Linked DNA regions of Homo sapiens: all the other regions are linked to region 1. Evidence: chromatin loops called from intact Hi-C (ENCODE). Cell type or tissue: IMR-90. All regions are shown on one strand.

Region 1 (2,500 bases):
TTAATACATTCATAAATAATAAGCACACAATAAAATTTTTATATTAAAATTTAAAACTTACCAAGAATTGAAAAGAACTGGCAGAAAACAAGTAGAATGTAATGTTAACAGAATGTTTCTTCCTGAATGACATGAAAATTAATTAATATGTCCATAAATAATAAGAACCCAATGAAATTTTAATATTGACCAAATAAAGTAGCTAAGAGTTTCCATAGACATAGGAAATTTTTTGTTTTTCCAAAACAAAAATTACCCTTTAAGGTAACAAAAATTTTGTTTTTTCAAAATTAAAATTCCTCTTTTAGGTTGCCCAAGGAATGATAATATATGTTTTAATATAAAACTTGATTTTGTTGTTAATTTGGAACAAGCTATAATGATTATTTTGCATAAAGTATTTCATATTTTTTTCTGTTTTTCTGTGTTTTCATCTAACATACACTTAATCAGCTATTGCCTGAATGATACTGTGTAACAGATCATTCAGCATTGTCTGCAATATATATCTATATGGGAAATTTCCTATATATTTTTACTATAAATTAAAGCAATCCTATTTTAATTTTCTTAGAATACAACAGTGAAGATTAAAATGAATTGGTTAGATTTGTCAATCACTAATTTAAATAGGCTTAAATATTCATAAGAAATGTCTTTCTTAATAAAAAAAAATTGTGCATATATTAATACCTTACCTCTTTCCTAAAAGACTTGAGGCAGTAGTGGAATATTTCTTAGAATAAAGGGTTTTTTTGAGTCAACAAAAATTATAGCACGCTGTTGGAACTACTATATGAGCTTCTTAATTTAAATAACTCAGGATACAAGGAGTAAAAATTAGAGACCCACATGAGTGAAATATAAGATCTGAACTTCCTGAATGATTCACTTAGGGCAATAACAGGCTATCAATAAAAAGCTATGAACTCTCTCAACCATATGTAAAAAAATAAATAAATAAAATTTTGCACACACAGCTAAATCTCATGTTGCAAATTGTTTTTATATCCATGCTTAAATATTAAGTTCTAAAGAGAATACCCAAGAGAACTGTGGAAAAGGGCTGGTGAACTAGGGACAAAAAAATGCATGGAATGCCTGGAAACAGCTTATTTTACCAAGCTATGAAGTAACTAAAAATGGCAAGAGAATGATTGGAGTACTGTAATTTCTGGGCCCTAAGCCTGTTCTTTAGGAACAATCTGTGTGCATTTGTTTATTCTAAAATGCTAAAATTCCTGACTCAAAGCTTATACAATGAATCTCATTCTGGAAATCATTCCAGCAACTGCAAGAATCAAATGTTGTGAAGAAAAAACTAAGATGAATGGGAAATTATATCCAAAGCATCTGCTGTCAGTGTTGCTCTGATTGGATACAAAGGCATGAACAAGTCATGCAAAAGCTTAGTTCTCACAGAAAACCATGCAAGTCGGGTGCCTTTTTGCCAAAAAAGAAGAGTAATGTACTAAATTTTAAAATGGTCAGTAAATTAAAGAGAATCTTATAGATGATGTGATACTAACACATCTGTGCATTTTGGGTTTTATATCTTGTGCACATTAAATTTTAAACAGGGCGATCACAGAAGGTATATCAGCTATTGCCACAGAGTGCTAAGTAAAAACAACACAGTAACATACAACAACACATGTTTATTTAGCCCACAAGGCTGGGGGCCTGTTACAGGATGCTGATCTAGGCTGAGCTAGGCTGGGTAACTTAGCTCTGCTCCATGTGTTTCTTGTTCTCCTTCTGGGATTGATGGATCAGCCTGGATATATTCTTCTCATCTGGATAGCAGAGGTGCAAAAGGGAAGATTTAATATTACAATTTTTTTTCAAGCAGAAACAATCTATATAACATCCATTGGCAATTCACATGGCAAAGGCTAAAAGTCAAGGGAGCTAGCGGGGAGTGTAGGTAAGTACACAGCACTTGTGCAGGTGGGATAGGGGAATGCATGCTTTTAATCTGTAATATACCATAGAAATCCCTTCTGAAAATAGCTCATTTAAACAAAGAACAATGGAACTAAGGAAGCAGAAAGCTGTGCTTATATTGGACAAACAGCATTACTGGAAGAAGTAACACCAAAGAGCAAAGATACAGAGTTGGGAACATGACACTGATGTATCCAGGAGCTAGAACAGCTTGACTGCAAAGTATAGTATAGAAGAGTCACAGAAGTTAAAGAAGACTAGGCTGTGTATGACATTTTGTTCATTGTAAGTTGTTTGATATTGATTCTGAAATGAGTAGTTTCTGAAAACTTTTGTATGGAATAACAGGTTCCTTCCAAATTATCACCATAACAGCTCTTTCAAGAACAAAATTTTGAAAGCATAGCTGGCACCAGCAAGACAAGGTTGGAGGCTAAAATGCAGAAATTTAACTAAATTGATAATGAAAGAAAGAGTGAATAGAGTGAGATTTGGTATATTTTGTCATTCTTCTCATCTACAAATATTTATTGATTACCTACTATGTGCCAGA
Region 2 (2,500 bases), 370 kb after region 1:
TAATAATAAACAATGGCTTTTGTATCACATCACATATTTTCCTTAAAAGAAAGGAGTAATTATTTTATTAAAAAAAATCCCTGCTACATCTAAGCAGGTCTTACACTCTTACAGCATACTTTCATTTGCTTTGGCTATTTTATTTTGTCACTTCAGAGATCAGAAAAGTACCAGTAAATGTTCTGTGATATCTATAGTGTTCCTTGAGGGTAATGCTGAACAGATGACAACAGATGACAAGATTCATCCATTATACACATCTTTTGGCTCACATGACATTATGTTAGGTAAGGGAAAACATCACAGTGGCATGTCTGAAAGATCAGAGATACAGTCTTGGGAAATACAAGAAGAAAAAATTATGATGGTATAAGGTACATAGGTCAAGAATGTTTTTAAATCTTAGCTTCTTAAGGAACAGGGTCAATTCATCAAACTGAAGGTTTATTACCAACTAATGAGCATTCTTGTTTTTCAGCTTCTAGGAAAGCATTCCCCAAAGACTATAATGAGCAAGTTCTTGGCCAAAAACCATAACAAAATGTGGGTGACTTTTAACTTTTAATTTCTAATAATCATATGTACCCATTTCAATTTAATTCATGGATTTCAGGGAATATAAAATGTTTTCTAATTTTAAGTAATATTTGCTGTTGAACTATACATTCAATTTGTAATTTCCTAGAATTTAGAATTTGAGAAATCAATAAAATTCCAAAAAGAAAAAAGTGTACTTGTGGTAATGAGACTAGCATGTGCCTGTTAGTTTAAAAACAGACCTAAAAATAAATTTGCTTACATTTCACCTAGAGGAAAATATACTTCGAATACTTTAGAAAATAATGTTACTATAATCAACATTTTAAAATAATTAACATAGTATATTTAGCTAGCATCAGGCATATCGATGGGCATTCATATTGTTTCCAGTTATTTTGCTATAAAAATAATGCTGAAATAAACATTCTTGAACATATAACTTTGTTGTACTTTTGCACATGTGTATATAGAACAAATTCCTAGCTTGGAATTGTTGGCTCAAAATAGCATTATTTCTAAGAGCACATAAAGCAATGAACTACAAACAGCAAGGAAACCGTTTGTTGTTTAATTATATGAGTGGCAGAAATTGACCAAGTTATAATTATTAGAGTAAAAATAAAATTATACCAAGTCACTAGGCTGCACTGTGGGTTTCATACAATCTGTGCTTGTACAATCATATATATTTATATATTATTTGCAAAACAGTGGGCATCAGTATATACATATTTAGAAATAAGAAATAAGGAAGGAACAATTATAAAAAAGGCAAAATAGTGAATAAAAACAAACCTTTAATAGTGCTTGACATAAATGAAAGAAAAGAATATATAGAATTTATTAAAATTGTTTGAAGTTCCATATTTCAGAATTTCAGAGCATCTGTTTTACCCTCCTTCAAAATTAAGTTTTATGTAAAAATATAAAACAACATTTTGATTTTAATATTCCTTCCATAGGACATGTTAGTAATATATTTTCTCTTTAACTTAAACTATAAGACAAAGCATTAATGTGAGATATTCAGCTTGTAGAAAGGAAGCCTTTATATTAACTCCATGTGCCTCTTACCTTTTAGAAGTAGGAGCATATCGAGAGCATGCATTTCCATCCCAGGCACAGTAGGGGTCTCTGGCAAGACAACAGTCTGCGCAAGCTTTCCCATAAGTGTCGCATCTGTGCAAGGAGAGCTGAACCAATCCATCTCGGGAACCAATGTACAATTGTTGCTGCAAATCGGGCAAAACAAATGAATTAGAAGCATCTTTCAGACTAGTCTTAAGAATTTCCTTTTCTTGAATATCACATAATACATATAAATCTGTTTCTCTGGGTGTCCTGCCCATTGTAAACACTTGTACAGAAACATAATGAGGAGTAAAATAAGTCAATCATTTCTATCCTGGTTAGATGGTAGTTTGAAGATTTTGATGCTGAAATGGACAGCATTCTACAAGCTTGGCAGTAATTTCAGAAGGTCAAAAACCAGCTGCTAGACAGGAATTAAGATGTCAAATTCTTTCTCAATACTAGAAAATGTACTTTGAGAGATTATGTCCAGCACAGATGCTATAGGCAAAGCTCACGGTCTTCCCAAGACTTCCCATGGCTCCTTATATAAGAGACGACTGAAAATAAATTTATAAAGCATTCCCCTGATTTCAATTAACCATTTCATTTGTTATTAAAGTACTGATCCTTGAAAGAATGTGAGTTATTAGTGGGAGAGAAAGTATTTGTTATCACTCTGAAGAAAGTATTAAACAGGCTTGAGGGATGCTATATCACAAATGAAAGGCTGCATGATACTGAAAAACCCAGCAAACAAAATCACATTTTCAATATAAGTCCTGAAAGTAATGCATTACTTCCCTTATACATTCTTTTGAGTATCTGTGGTAGTAGCGGTGGAGGGGGAGGGGTGATACAAGTGAATAAGCCACAATCTGTGCCTTCA
Region 3 (2,500 bases), 460 kb before region 1:
TTGATTTATTGTAAATTTTCATTCTTATTATTTCCAAAAATAATTTTGTTTTATTAACAGGCATATTATTTGTTAATTTTTAAAAGGTGTGCCAAATAAAGCACAAAATCATTCAACAATGAATAATTCTGTGCTAGCCATTGAGAATATAAAGATGAAAAATACTACATACCCAGCCTTTAGAAACTCAGAATCTGGCACAAGATGATTCACATAAGCAGTTTCACAGACTAAATGAGTCAATTGACATATTCAATAGAATGAAACTTCATTTGGCTTGCTGATGAAGACTCCAGTGGGTCATGTTATATTTTATCTAAAGACATGTTTATGATTGCTGCAACGCTTTAAGTTACTCTAAGTTTTGGTCAACATAGTTTCCCACGCCACATTTCTCCAAGCAAGGGAAACCTGGAAATGCAGGTTTAATGACTCATTCAGGAGATGACAAGATTCCTTAAAATGTGTGGTTCCTTTAAATTTTACCCTAAGCTTGTAAAAACTCCCAAGACCAAACTATTCTTCATATTTATCAACAGGATTTTATTTTTGCTTATCTTCATTCCCCAATTCAAGTATAAATTGTATATTTCCTTATCCTGGGTTTGACAGACTCCAGCTTTGTTACTGTTTGGAAATAGTGTGTGGATTGCCTATTTATACTGATGTTTATGTCTTGGCAATAGTGGGAGATAGTAGCTGGAGACATTCATACTTATTTGTGTCAGATAGAATTTATTGATTCTTCTATATGCTTAATTAAGATAACAGTGTTAAAGAACCTACAGATTAAAAGGAGTCAGTCTTTTAAAAATATACCAAATGCCATTTTCTTAACATTATTTTACTTTTTCAACTACCTACTCTCCAACTATAAATGGCTGTAATAATGTGCCACAGGCAGGCTACTTCATTCTTGGTAAGCACACATCATATAATATGTGATACTTAATATATACAGGCACATGAATCTCTGCTTCCATCATTCTAATTGTTTAGTACCATTGTTTCATTCACTATTTTGTTTTACATTTTACAGATTAATTTCACATATCAAGCCTTATTTAAGTTTAAATGTATGTATTTGCTTTTTACTTAGAAATATTTAGTTTTTCAGGATCAAAATGTACCAATAAATGCATGCAAAGAGCACATCAATATCTTTAGCAAATTTCATTTTAAGTAATTCTTCTGTTTTGTGAATGTTAAATTTCATGACTATTATGCCAATTTTTCCAAACTTGGTCTGCACACCTTATTCTGTGCATATTTACCCTAGTAGCCTGCCCATTTCCAAATTAATGAAAGAGCTGTCACAAATTGCTAGTGCCACCTATTAGTGGAAGCATAGAACTGCAAATCATGGTAATTCCTTTATATAGTGCATTAGAAATCATGAGGGGTAAAAGTCATCCCAAGAATCACACTTGTTCTAATGTATGTTTACAACTGCTGGTCTTTTTAAAATAAACCTTCACTACAAGTGCAAAACTTATTTCAATACTGTCATGAGTTTTGGAGATTTTACCTCTATAACTTTGTAGCAATGAATTATTTATCACATATTACTTTTTCATAAAGGTTTGACAAGAGCAATGTCTTAGTTGATTAATATGTAACTCTGTAATATCATGACTTTGTAAATAGAAGTTGTTGGATAATGATCAATTCAAAATTTATATCACTATTAGTCATTTTGGAAGATTTTGTAAAAATCAGATTAAACATTATTCAAAATAATCCTGACTTTAGATTTTGAAATTCTTCAAAAGTTGTGAAGGTGTGGTATTTTGACTTTTGGAGCTATGATACAAAGGTGTGTCACTGGAGTTAAAATGAGAAAAATTGGGATAATTTAAAATACACAATTTCTTACAGGCAACTTAAAATTCATGATAACTTTAAAATGCAAGTTTCTTAAAATGCAAACCTGAAAACATGATAGAAAATTTAATGCCCTATACAATTATTTATTCACATTAAGCATAATAGCCTCCATAACAACAATTTAACATTAATTTTTATTACTAGGAACATATGCAATCATATTAATTAACTCTAATTAAACGTATTCCTGAAAGATCCATGAAATACATTAAATCTTTACTATAGAATTTAAGTATAATTGACCCCAAATTATAATACATGATTTATATAATAATTAAAATCAGAAAATAAAGGAAAATTAGATATCACAGATCAATATATCTGTTTAGTTTGCTAATATTTTAGTAAACTACGTATTTCATGTCACTGACAATAGTAGAACTCTAGAAATCAGTCACATGAAGAGAAAAAAACCCTAAAAAGTTAGAATTGGGAAAATTATCTATTCAGTATTCATATTTATTTAAGTTGTTAGTGACTGAATATCATTATTAAAGCTGGTGAGTTAGAGGCTTACATGAATTTGTTTTGCGGTCTCAGTTATTTTCTTGATTGCTAAAGTCTACACTGTATAAATTCTTTCAAAGGTCAATCTGGTTGTCAGCTTTAAGCA

The links. A loop is a pair of places that touch in the nucleus more often than their neighbours do. Peaks named below come from ENCODE experiments on the same cell type or tissue, not always from the same donor. Only the 100,000 strongest peaks of a DNase experiment are listed, where the experiment ranks them.
Region 2: a loop joins it to region 1, with 2.6 times the contacts of the local background. A loop is called at or near these places in 2 of 110 quality-filtered maps.
Region 3: it touches region 1 in a loop (2.7-fold over the local background); 2 of 110 quality-filtered maps call a loop at or near these places.

Annotation. Positions count from the first base shown.
Region 1 is chr7:84,646,877-84,649,376 of GRCh38, forward strand. No RefSeq gene overlaps it. Among named protein-coding and RNA genes, the nearest start is that of LINC03017, 120 kb to the left of the region's middle. In IMR-90, no CTCF peak of the experiment used is centred here; a DNase peak (open chromatin) is centred at 1,135; H3K27ac peaks cover 823 bases.
Region 2 is chr7:85,013,445-85,015,944 of GRCh38, forward strand. It overlaps SEMA3D (semaphorin 3D), which reads right to left. Exons shown (of 19, transcript NM_001384900.1): 16 at 1,615-1,772. Among named protein-coding and RNA genes, the nearest start is that of SEMA3D, 170 kb to the right of the region's middle. In IMR-90, no CTCF peak of the experiment used is centred here; no DNase peak of the experiment used is centred here.
Region 3 is chr7:84,187,698-84,190,197 of GRCh38, forward strand. The region is part of intron 1 of SEMA3A (semaphorin 3A); the gene reads right to left. Among named protein-coding and RNA genes, the nearest start is that of SEMA3A, 5.8 kb to the right of the region's middle. In IMR-90, a CTCF peak has its summit at 1,323; a DNase peak (open chromatin) is centred at 344; H3K27ac peaks cover 462 bases.